Linked DNA regions of Homo sapiens: region 2 is linked to region 1. A link is a contact called in ENCODE Hi-C data. All regions are on one chromosome and are shown on one strand. Each heading gives the region's core, a stretch centred on a gene start or an enhancer-like site at or near the end of the contact. The rest is flanking DNA. Distances are from core to core; before and after follow the strand shown.

Region 1 (6,388 bases), core at 1,827-4,326:
TCATATGCTTATCAGCCACGTGTTTTATCCTTTTATGAATTATCCATTCATGTTCCTTGCACATTTTGAAATGGAGGTATTTATCTCTTTTTTTTTTTTTTTTTTTTTTGAGATGCAGTCTTGCTGTTACCCAGGCTGGAGTGCAGTGGCATGATCTCGGCTCACTCCAACCTCTGCCTCCCGGGTTCAATCAATTCCTTTTCCTCAGCCTCCCAAGTAGCTGGGACTACAGGAGTGAGTACGCCACCACGCCCAGCTAATTTTTGTATTTTTTTTAGTAGAGACGGGGTTTCACCATATTGGCCAGGCTGGTCTTGATCTCCTGACCTTGTGATCCGCCTGCCTTGGCCTCCCAAAGTGCTGGGATTACAGGTGTGAGCCCCTGCGCCCGGCCGGTATTTATCTTTTTAAAAATCAATGTTTAACAACTCTTTATAGGCTGATATTAGCCATATGTGTTTATCACATATGTAACATTTTTGCTAGTGTTTCGTCTTTTTATTAAGTAAAGATATTACCCCTTGGCTCTAATATGTCATTATGAAATGATTTTTTTCAATTTATCATTTGTCTTTTAACTTTACCAACCTTGTATTTTGACATTTAGAAGGTTTACTTTTATTTATGAAGTTGTACTTATTAGTCTTTCCCATTATGGATTTTGTGTTGTATTTCAAAAGTGCTTCTGCATCCCCAAGGCTATAGAAATATTAACCTAGGCCTGGACAGTGGCTCACGCCTGTAATCCCAACACTTTGGGAGGCCCAGGCAGGCGGATCATGAAGTCAGGAGTTGGAGACCAGGCTGCCCAACATGGTGAAACCTCATCTCTACTAAAAATACAAAAATTAGCCAGGCGTGGTGGTGCATGCCTGCAATCCCAGCTACTGGGGAGGCTGAGGTAGGAGAATCGCTTGAACCCAGGAGACGGAGGTTGCAGTGAGCTGAGATCATGCCACTGGACTCCAGCCTGGGCAACAAAGCAAGACTCCATCAAAAAAAAAAAAGAAAGAAAGAAGGAAGGAAGGAAGGAAGGAAGGAAGGAAGGAAGGAAGGAAGGAAGGAAGAAAGGACAGAAATAGTAACCTGTATTTTCTTCCACTTCTTTTATGATTTTATATTTTAGATTAAGCCACATAAGCCTCAAGAATACGTTAAGGAGTGGCTAATGTTATTGCCATAATCAGAATATCAGGCTTAATGGCAATTGCAGGCTACTGAAGAATTCCTTTTACACGTTCTAGGTAATCGTTCTAGTACATGATTATGTAAAATAAGACAAAAACCTGAGTAGAGACACAGCGCCTAAATCATGTATCCCTCTGCCAAAAATGACAATATCAATGAGTCTTCTAGGGAGTTGGGCAGGTAAGTATGAGGGATATTGTTTTAACTGCTTGGAGTGAAATACTTATATTCCAGGCTGATATAACATCCATCATGGTGAGGGGGTAATTCTCCCAAAGTATTTTGAGGGCTTACTATGTGGTCGCTGGGGACACAACAGTGAACAAAACAGAGAGGTTTACTGCTCAGAAAGGGTGAAGTAAACAAACAAATAAATAACTTACTTTCAGATTAAGTGTTTTACAAGAAAAGTAAGCAGGTAAGGAGATGGGAGAAGTCGTTATTACTTTTTTCTTTTTTTTTTTTTCCTCAGACCTTTTTCCGCCTTCAGGAAGAAGTTATTTTAGGTAGGGTGGTCAGGGAAGGCTTCTCTAGGAAGTTAATAATTGCGAGGCTTGGATGATGAAAGCAAAGATATGAAAGTAAAATATTCCAGCAAAGGTAAAGTAGTTGAAGTAGGAAGAAGTTAGCTTTGTTGGAAAAACCGTAACAAAGCCAGCATAGCTGGCATGCTATTGGAAAACAGAAAAATTGGGAAAAGGAAAAGAATCTAAAAACTTGGGTAAGGTTTTCCTTTAACTGTGACAATGGGAGTGGCATGCTGTGTGGCGAGTTCCCTCAATTCTTTCAGGCATTACTACCTAAGAAAGGCCTTCTTTAACTGCCCTTTTACAAATCCCAACGTTATCAGATTTTCCCACCCTTTTACAATCACCGCCCTTTTTCGAATACTTTAGAGTTAATGCCTCAAAGTTATCAGTCTTTTAAACATCACGAATCCGTTTGTCCCTACAAGGAACTCTTCTGTCCCCCTTCCTTGATTTTTCTCCTTGGCATTTATCACTAACATGATATGTATTTATGTTTGATTTTTTCTAAATTATTGTCCCTGGCCCCTATAAAGACTCAAGAGAACTGGGATTTTGATCTGTTTTCTTTTTTTTTTTTTTTTTTTTTTTGAGACACAGCCTTGCTCTGTCACCCAGGCTAGAGTGCAGTGGCGAGATCCCGGCTCACTGCAATCTTCGCCTCCTGGGTTCAGCTATTCTCCTGCCTCAGCCTCCCGATTAGCAGAGATTACAGGCGCCCGCCACCACGCCCGGCTAATTTTCGTATTTTTAGTAGAGACTGGGTTTCACCATGTTGGCCAGGCTGGTCTCGAACTCCTGACCTCAGGTGATCCGCCCGCTTCGGCTTCCCAAAGTGCTGGGATTACAGGCGTGAGCCACCGAACGTGGCCTGTTTTCTTTCTTAATTTTGGTCTATTTTAATTTCCTAAGCAGCTACAATGGTGCTTGACATGCAGTTGGCACTGTGTAAATACATGTTGAATAAAACGCAGGCTACTTTTTGAACTGGTCTGCACGGATTGTGTGAACTGATGTGATGTCAGGGTAGACTAATATCACATTTCTCTCTCTCTGAAAATGTCTTCAAGCAGTCAGACCGTGACGTCCTTCAGTTTTCAAAATGGGAAAGCGAAGGTTCCCACAATTCTCAGAACGCAAATTTCTCGCCACAATTCAAAATGGCGGAGGAGGGTGGGGCCTGTCACATGGTGGGCGTCATAACAGCTTTCCTTTTCCAAACCGCCGCCCGCCTTGCCGCGTCGTCTGCCGTCCCCCTCCTCCTCCCGCGGAGCCTTTTCGAGGAATCGACTGGGATTGGCTAATAGGCTGGGAGTGGGGCTGCGGTGCCGGGACGCGGCATCATCACTTCCTGTTGTGGGCAGTCGTTTCCTGTCGCTGCTTGGTAACAATGGGGAAGATAATGGCTGCCTGAGCAACGTCTCCGAGCAGGCGCTGGGCTAGAGGCGGGTCTCAACCAGCTACTCATTGGAGGCGGGCTTGAGAGCGGCGGCCAGGGAGGTGCGGAGCAGCCTCGGCGGCGGCGGCCGAACCAACCGAGTCGGATCCTGACCCTAAAACCTAGTAAGTGAAGACTTGGGAATCCTGTGAGAAATGATGTAGAGCGAGAGGAAGACAGCGGAGCCGCGGCTGCCGCGTTCTCTCAAAATGGCCCGAGTGACGCGTCGTGGCAGAGGCTCAGCGCCGCCTCCGGACCCCAGGCCCGTTGCTGCGGGGGGCTCCGTGGCGTAGTCGCCGCTGCCATTTTAGTTGAGTGGTATAGTCGACAGGCTCTTTGAAGGGGAAGGAGGTGGGTAGTACTTCCTCTCGGTGGCCGCGCGAGCTGCAGCCCAGGCCCTCCGGAGCCTTAGGAAATCGGGGGAGGCAGTTTTTGAGTTTTGGCCTCAGGCGTCAGAATCTTAGAACGTCTCAGGCTTTTTCTTCTCTGTTCTCTGGAGGCTTCCCTGACCTCCCCGCGTTTTCCATGGCGGGCTTGGGTTTGGGAAAAGGGAAGTAAAAAATCAGGCTGCCCCAAGTGAGATGCTGGCAACTCTTGGGCCTTTAGATTTCCAAAACCTCATTTTGAGCCCTTCTGCAGGGTATTACCAATTAGGCGCCCCCTGGGGCCGCGATGACATCTTCCCTGAGGATCTGAGGCAAATGTGGTTTACTCCCTTGCTCGAATAACCCTGGCATATCCTTTGCCAGGTATCACTGGAAGGATCCCCCCGCAAAAGAGAGGGAAAAGCCGTTAGGTGTTTGTTGTGTTCTCCTGGATAAGGGATGGAATTGGGCCAAATTTTCAAGTTAATTTGTGTTTAATCCACCAACAACTCAATCCCTCCCCCATTAAAAAAAAAAAAAAAAGCCTAGGGGGGTCTCTGCTTCTGCAGACGGTACCTGCCACGCATGCCATAGCTTAGTAACTAGTATTAACCGGTTGGGCTTCTGCTTCCTGAATACTCGGTCCCTTTTTCCCTTATGCTGATTAATTTCAAGATGGAGGAGACAGCCACGTTCCTTCCCTAGACAGTTTCACCATACTTATTCCACAGGTTAGTCTGGGAATCTGAGGCCTAGCAGTCTTGTTATTGAGGTCATTTTTTTTTTCATTTTGGGGCAAGAGGAAGCAGTTGTATCAGATTGTCATCTTCCATTTGCAAGACCCCACAATGATTTTTTGCCAGAAGTAAGGAGCCCGCATTTCCTGAATCAGAATTAACCGCAGTGTTTTGGACTGATTGAAAGGGGGAAGAAATAATAAACCTACTGCTACTAATCATTTCTTTCATTCTTCGTGATTATAGACAGAGTAACTACTTATCACCCCATTAAGTACATTGTATCTTCCCTGGAGGACTGGCACAATTATAACCCCTCCCCCCCCATGACTTTTCTAAACTGTAGAAATATAGCTTAGGTAGCTAGAAAGACCAATCCACTTTTTAAAACTTGATTTTAGGACACACTCCACTTACTGAAAAATGTTACAAAGATTTTTTTAGTCCATGATGTTCTGATGAATTTTAATACTTTAGTTCCTACCTTAGGCTAGTGTAATGTGCCAGATAAGTCCTTGAAAGTGACTATCAGAATCTGAAAATAATTACTGGTCTGATAAGGAAAGGCTTATTTTAAGCAAGCTTATAATAAAACGTAAATTGTCTCTCAGTCTTAGAAGACATCTTTTATCTAACTCCTGGTCCCCTCTGACCTTCTTGCTCTCCCCAAATGCCCTAATACTAATATTGAATTAGGTTGGGTTATGGTGTGTCTGTATTTTTTTTTTTAGGTTGTGTCTAATTCAAAGAAAATGTGTATCTTTTTAAAGAGGAAGAATAATGGATTCTTTTTTTTTCTAGAGCAGAGTGAAGAAAACTAAAATCCAGTTTATTGTATTTCAATACTATGTCATAACAGTCAGGTAATTTATTTTTTGTTGCGTCTCCTGATGATTTATGTGTAGAATGCATGTTTACAAATATTTATTGTTCTATTTTGCAGGCCCTGTAATTGGATGGGCTCATTGATAGATGTTAGATGGTGTTGGGTATTCTTCATGATAAGAATGGGTACTTTTCACTGGGAATTAAAAGGGTAATGTTTCTGGATACCTGGAACTCACCAGTGCTTTATCTGTGAATTTGACTCTTTAAAATAATGTCTGAAGTTTACCAATACCTGTATAGAACAACAACAACAAAAAATTTGTTGTCTTATATCATTGTTGGAATGGCATGAGTATAAGTAAAATAACATTTAAATGTTCATTGGATAACTAAATGAAATATCAGAATAGCTTACGAGAGTATAATTTTACGTTACTTTGTGTGTGGTGGTTGATTTTTTTCCTTTAAGATTCAAAAATTCATAATTGATACATGATACTTTTAATTGATATTGACTCCTTTCATTATTATTATCATCATCATTAGGGTAACCACATAATTTATTGCCTAACCAAGACACTTTTAAGAACAAAAGGAACATTAATAATTCCTGGACAGCAGGTGCAAACCTTGATTGTCCCCGACAAACTGGGATGGATACTTAGCCTAAATTCATAACCAACTTCTGCTGAAGGCCTGTGGTGCTAGGCCATGTGCTTTATATGCATTATTTTATAATTCTCACAACAGAGCCTCATGAGAATGTTAACTTTTATAGAGGAAACCAAAAACCCAAAGAGGTTAAGTATAATTTGTCCTCAGTTAAATAGCTTTAAGTGGTGGAGCCCTCATTTTATCCCAGGCCTGTCTGACGTTATACTTCTGGGTTTGATTGCTGTCTAATTAGATAGGAAATGCAATGAAAATGAAAGGTTGTAGTAAAAAGTCTGTAGGTTATGTTGCATCAGAAACTTTTGTTAATACTTAAAGGTTATCCAGCAATCCCCCCTTTTCGTCTGTTACGTTCCTGTTTCAGCTATTATGCATGTTTACACATATTTATTGTTCTATTTCACAGGCCCTGTAATTGGATGGGCTCATTGATAGATGTTAAATGGATAGCTCCTTGTATATCATTTGATAAACTTAATTTAAAATCAGAAATGATTTTAAGAAATAGCTTAATAATTAAATGATCTGGAAATACTAGGCTGGTTGGATATCTTTGAGGTTAGTGAACATGTAGTGAGCCTTAATATAGTAGTAGGTCAAATGAGGCATCTGCATTTATGGAATTATATTATA
Region 2 (6,388 bases), core at 2,076-4,575, 6.6 Mb before region 1:
AAGGGTAGGGGGAAAGAAGGATTAAGAGAGGTTGGTTAATGAGTACACAAATACAGTTAGATAGAAGGAATAAGATCCACTGTTCAATTGCACAATAGGGTGGCTATAGTTACCAATATAATTTACTGTATAGCTAGAAAAAACAGCTAGAATGTTTGGAATGTTCCCACCACAAATAAATGATAAATGTTTGCGGTAACGGATATCCTAATTACCCTAATTTGATCATCACACATTGTGTGCATGTATCAAAAGATCATATGTCCCCCATAAATATGCACAATTATGATATATCAATAAAAATAAAAAATGAAATCCATTGCAAAGACCAACATACTTGTTTTCATTTCTAAACTTTCAAGAAGCAAGTGCTACTCTTCACTATTAGGCCACTTTTTTTGTTTTGTTTTGTTTTTGAGAGAAAGTCTCGCTCTGTTGCCCAGGCTGGATTGCAGTGGTGCGATCTCTGCTCACCGCAAGCTCCGCCTCTTGGGTTCACGCCATTCTCCTGCCTCAGCCTCCCGAGTGGCTGGGACTGCAGGCGCCCGCCACCATAATAAGTTAACATTGTCTTGCCAATTATCACAGATCCAGATCCCCCACTCTGCCCAGTATAACCAGTATAACATCTGTTGTTTTTTTTTTTAATGACAACCAGTAGGAAGATTAAGAAACAGTCAGCTACCACCAATCCAAAGCAAAGAAGCTTTTAACTGTTCTTCAGACAACTAAACTTAGTCACTTATTGAAGTATCTCACTATGTGCAATTGTAGGACTCCATCAGGATATTTGCTCAAAACTTTCTAACTTATGTATTAAAACAAACAGGGCATCAATCTTAAAGGAAAACTTTAGTACAGCAAACTGAAAAGTGCCTTTCTGAAGTAAATAATCACCACTCCATTCATGTTACAAAGAAGTACTCACTTTACACTGTTTTGGTATTATTTAAAAGTGTTGTAATAGTATAATAAAGCAAGGATTTATTTTGGCATTATGAAGTAGAATTTTGATAACAGGTTCATTGAACTATAATTACTACAGTAGATAAATTTCTAATAAATTTCTAACTACTCATGACAAAAAATTGAAATAAAATACAAATACCATAAACATCTGCCATTTGCATGGTCTTCAACAATAAAGTCCAACAAAGATGGGAAGAATAGACACTGAAGACTACAGAGGAGGGAGGGAGGAAGGCAAAGGTTGTAAAATTACCTATTGGGTACTACGCCCACTACCAGGGTGAGAGGTTCAATGGTACCCCAAACCTTGCACAGTATACCCATGCATCAAATCTGCACATGTACCCTCTGAATCTAAAATAAAAGTTGAAATCTAAATAAAAAAAAAAAGGAGTCCAATAAAGGAAATAATAGAAGACAGCAGCCATTTCTAAGGCTCTTGGAAACTTAAGACTTAACAAAGAGAGGTGCAGTTATTCTTACTTGAATAGAAATTCTGAAAGCAGTTTCTTGTTGAATCTACTTTTAAAGAAGGGGTAGAGGAAGGAGAAAGCAAAGAATAAATAACAGTATTGAAACTGTATGACTCCCAAAGCAAAACTAACTGCCTGATCTGTTCAGTCTCATTAGGGGTTTAACTAAAGGCATTAAGTTGGACTTTACAATTATTGGATTGAGTTGAGACTCTGAGCAACTCAAATTTTACTTTGAAATATTAGACAACATGTATGGAAAATAATAAAGCAAGAGGCTCATAAAATTAGGTCCAAAGGAAATATAAAAGGTGTTCTTTTTTTTAACCTAAACTTATTCAAAAAATGTAAGATTAAATTTTCTGATATTCCAAAATTGCATAAACATATCCACACATGGTGGCCAGAGAAGACAAAGTTCAAATATCAAGGTTCTTGTGATTTAACATAACCTCCACTTCCATTCCACATCCTCTCAGGTGTAAATAAACAAGCCAAAAAATAAAAACACACAACAACCTGGATTAGCTGCTGCTCTAAAGCTCAAGAAGAGGGAAGGGGTTCCTATACCCTACAATCTGAACCCACACATCTGTTCTTGCCACTGTCTGCCTTTCTCTTGAGTTGTAAAAAGCAGAAGCACTTTCATTTATCATGGATATACACTCATCTTGCACCCCAGTTTATCATATTCTCCCGACAGCTGCTGAAAATTTGTTATTCTAAATTAAGAGTAAGTGAATCCATGAAAGAGAAAGTCCTATCATTTGAAGCAGCAGCAACTCAGGCTGCCACTACACAAGAAGCCACTGAGCTCCCTATCCAGTTCTCAATATACTTGAAGCAGTGAGAGAAATTTAAAAGTAAAATATTTTGAAAGAATAGAAACAGTCAAAATAAGGGACAATATGGGGGGAAAACTGAATCTCGTGTCATATTAAGTTAAAAAAAAATTTACGTCATTGTTACCAACTTCCCCTCCCAATTTGTCTAGTTCTAACAGGCCTTCAAGCTCAAGTTAACCACTTTCTTCTACACACTCTCAAAATAACTCTATTACCAGGGTCTCACTCACCCAGAATAATTACAATGCCTCGGTAGGCCTCCACTCAATCCCCACCAGTTACAGCATGTGTACCCCCATCCTTTACAGAAGTGCACTCCTCCTTGTCTCAGTACTTAGGGCGTATTCATCAAATGTCTCACTCTTGAAACTCACCAGTGTGCGATTTTACTTGACTTCACGTAACCCTAAAGACCGTATAGCACCATCTCCCATCTCCCAAAACTTGGTAGCTTTCGTTTTCCTTCAAAGCAGAAATGTGCCCCCCAACGTCACGAAGCAAACAAAGCTGAACTCTATGTGGAAAAAAAAAAAAATGAAATCGATGCAACAAAGGGAAAAAAGGGAAGAAGAAGGGTGGGATCGGGGATGCATGAGTCTTCCAAAGGAGAAGCTGCCAGAGGAACTTCTGCATTTTAATGGTTCTGGGGCAGCAGAGGACTGGTGTGTAGGAAAACAACAAAGGTGGACTCCCCACTCTCCTTACCGCTGTAGAGCCAGAGGAAGATGCAATATATACACGGATCACCATCCTGGGAACAGCGGCTGCGGTTGTTTGGGTCCTGAAAAGGGCTGTGGAGCAGCTGCAGCAATGGCTGGAATCCAGCTAGGGGCTGAAACAGCGGTTGGCAGAGAAGGGTGGGGGAAGGTGGAAGGAGAACTCGCCAGAGCCCCGCCTCCGCCTTTAGCAGCTTCCACCGAGCTCTCTAAGCGCTGCAGTTCCAGCCCAAAACCCCGGAAGGAACAGGCTGTTTGCATCAATTCTATTTTTTTTTAATAGGGAATCTCGAATAGCACCGCGAGATCTGTTGAAACATTGATTTTTGACGATTCCTTCCCTGAGAAGAGGGCGAGGAGAAGAAGAAAGAAAAAGGAGAACTGAATTGAATTAGATTAGCATGAAGGACCTTTTCACGCGGAGACTAAAAGTACTGCGCATAACTTCCTGCTCAGAAATATATGCAAATAAGAAGACAGATCCTGAAAGAGCAAGCTGTATGTTGAAAACCCATGTTCTCAAAGCCTTGCGCATTTTAAGATTCCTATTACGTAGTGATTTTTCTGATCTTAGCTCGTTGTAGGAATTAGGCACTAAAGTACTGAGCAATGCTGCAGAGTTTTGAAGGAAAGTTTCAGGTTTCCTTAAGCCCAGAAATGGCAGGATTGGTTTTCTTTTTGAATTTTGTGTTTTGTTAAATTAGGGAACCCTGCTTCCGTGGGAATTTGCAGGAGGCCTGATTGGCAAGTTTAAGAATGAAGGAATAAATTACAAAGAAAAGATTGAAAATATTGTGTAAAAAGATGGATGATTTTTGTTTTGTTTTGCTTTTTAACTGACTGAAGTAAGGGATTTGGGAGAACATATTGCAGATGTTGAAATGGTGAAGAGAGAGATCAGATGGTTATTTGTAGCTCTAAGGAAATGAGCAAACAGTTAATAATGTCCAGAGACAGACCATATACTTCAAAGTGTAGTTTTAGGTTCCCAGATTATGTTAAATGAACAGAAAAAAAGGAATTTGCAAGATGAATGAGAGTGGAGAGGAGTCAGTCGCTTGTCCTACTTCTTTTCCTTTGCTGTTTTTCCACTGTCTCCAGTCTAGTGGTTTACTGTCTTTGCCTAGGCTCAGTGCTTACAATAGCTTTGTTAACTGTTCCCTACCCACAGGTTTTCCCTTCTCCAATCTGTCTTAAATACTAATTCCAAATTAATCTCTTTACATGTTGTCCTTAAAACAACCTCAAGAGGTGGGTACTATTACATTAATTTTACAGATGAAGAAACTGAAACTCAGAAAAATAGTTTTCCTAAAATCATATGGTTAGTACATTCCAGAGTTAGGAACTCCAGAGGCCACCTTCTTATTTTTTTTTAATTATACTTTAAATTCTAGGGTACATGTGCACAACGTGCAGGTTTGTTACATAGGTATACATGTGCCATGTTGGTTTGCTGCACCCATCAACTCGTTGTTTACATTAGGTATTTCACCTAATGCTATCACTCCTCCAGCCCCCCACCCCCCGACTGGCCCCGGGGTGTGATGTTCCCTGTCCTGTGTCCATGTGTTCTCATTGTTCAACTCCCACATATGAGTGAGAACATGTGGTGTTTGGTTTTCTGTCCTTGTGATAGTTTGCTTAGAATGATGGTTTCCAGCTTCATCCATGTCCCTGCAAAGGACATGAACTCATCCTTTTCTATGGCTGCATAGTATTCCATGGTGTACATGTGCCACATTTTCTTAATCCAGTCTATCACTGGGACATTTGAGTTGGTTCCAAGTCTTTGCTATTATGAATAGTGCTGCAATAAACATACATGTGCATGTGTCTTTATTATAGAAAGATTTATAATCCTTTGGGTATATGCTCAGTAATGAGATTGCTGGGTCAAATGACATTTCTAGTCTAGATCCTTGGGGGATCGCCACACTGTCTTCCACAATGGTTGAACTAATTTACACTCCCACCAACAGTATAAAAGCATTCCTATTTCTCCAAACCCTCTCCAGCATCTGTTGTATGATTGCCATTCTAACTAGCATGAGATGGTATTTCATTGTGGTTTTGATTTGCATTTCTCTCATGACCAGTGATGATGAGCATTTTTGCATATGTCTGTTGGCTGCATAAATGTCTTCTTTTGAGAAATGTCTGTTCATATCCTTTGCCCACATTTTGATGGGGTTGTTTTTTTCTTGTAAATTTGTTTAAGTTCTTCGTAGATTCTGGATATTAGCCCTTTGTCAGATGAGTAGATTGCAAAAATTTTCTCCCATTCTGTAGGTTGCCTGTTCACTCTGATGATAGTTTCTTTTGCTGTGCAGAAGCTCTTTAGTTTAACTAGATCCCATTTGTCTATTTTGGCTTTTGTTGCCATTGCTTTCAGTGTTTTAGTCATGAATCTTTGCCCATGCCTATGTCCTGAATGGCATTGCCTAGGTCTTCTTCTAGGGTTTTTATGGTGTTAGGTCTTACATTTAAATCTTTAATCCATCTTGAGTCAATTTTTGTATACGGTGTAAGGAAAGGATCCAGTTTCAGCTTTCTACATATGGCTAGCCAGTTTTCCCAGCACCGTTTATTAAATAGGGAATCCTTTCCCCATTGCTTGTTTTTGTCAGGTTTGTCAAAGGTCAGATGGTTGTGATGTGTGGTGTTATTTCTGAGACCTCTGTTCTGTTCCATTGGTCTATATATCTGTTTTGGTACCACTACCATGCTGTTTTGGTTACTGTAGCCTTGTAGTATAGTTTGAAGTCAGGTAGCATGATGCCTCCAGCTTTGTTCTTTTTGCTTAGGATTGTCTTGGCCATGTGGGCTCTTTTTTGGTTCCATATGAACTTTAAAGTAGTTTTTTCCAATTCTGTGAAGAAAGTCATTGGTAGCTTGATGGGGATAGCATTGAATCTATAAGTTACTTTGGACAGTATGGCCATTTTCACGATATTGATTCTTCCTATCCATGAGCACGGAATGTTCTTCCATTTGTTTGTGTCCTCTTTTATTTCATTGAGCAGTGGTTTGTAGTTCTCCTTGAAGAGGTCCTTCACATCCCTTGTAAGTTGGATTCCTGGGTATTTTATTCTATTTGTAGCAATTGTGAATGGGAGTTCACTCATGATTTGGCTCTCTGTTTGTCTGTTATTGGTGTATAGGAATGCTTGTGATCTTTGCACATTGATTTTGTACCCTGAGACTTTGCTGAAGTTGCTTATCAGCTTAAGGAGATTTTGGGCTGAAACAATGGGATTTTCTAAGTATACAATCATGTCATGTGCAAACAGGGACAATTTGACTTCCTCTTTTCCTAATTGAATACCCATTCTTTCTTTCTCTTGCCTGATTGCCCTAGCCAGAACTTCCAACACTATGTTAA

What was found. Hi-C counts contacts between places; a loop is a spot of excess contacts on that map. Pooled maps may share reads with other maps.
Region 2: a pooled map shows a loop between it and region 1 (29-fold over the local background). The contact joins the promoter of HMGN5 here to the promoter of RLIM in region 1. A Hi-C loop is called at or near these places in 8 of 50 pooled maps.

Annotation. Positions count from the first base shown.
Region 1 is chrX:74,611,312-74,617,699 of GRCh38, reverse strand. It overlaps RLIM (ring finger protein, LIM domain interacting), which reads left to right and starts at 3,076. Exons shown (of 4, transcript NM_016120.4): 1 at 3,076-3,278. RefSeq lists an enhancer at 3,152-3,471.
Region 2 is chrX:81,198,850-81,205,237 of GRCh38, reverse strand. HMGN5 (high mobility group nucleosome binding domain 5) reads left to right here and starts at 3,325. Exons shown (of 7, transcript NM_030763.3): 1 at 3,325-3,501. It overlaps SH3BGRL (SH3 domain binding glutamate rich protein like), which reads right to left and starts at 3,136. Exons shown (of 4, transcript NM_003022.3): 1 at 2,993-3,136. The coding sequence starts at 3,037. RefSeq lists enhancers at 2,941-3,110, 3,231-3,480.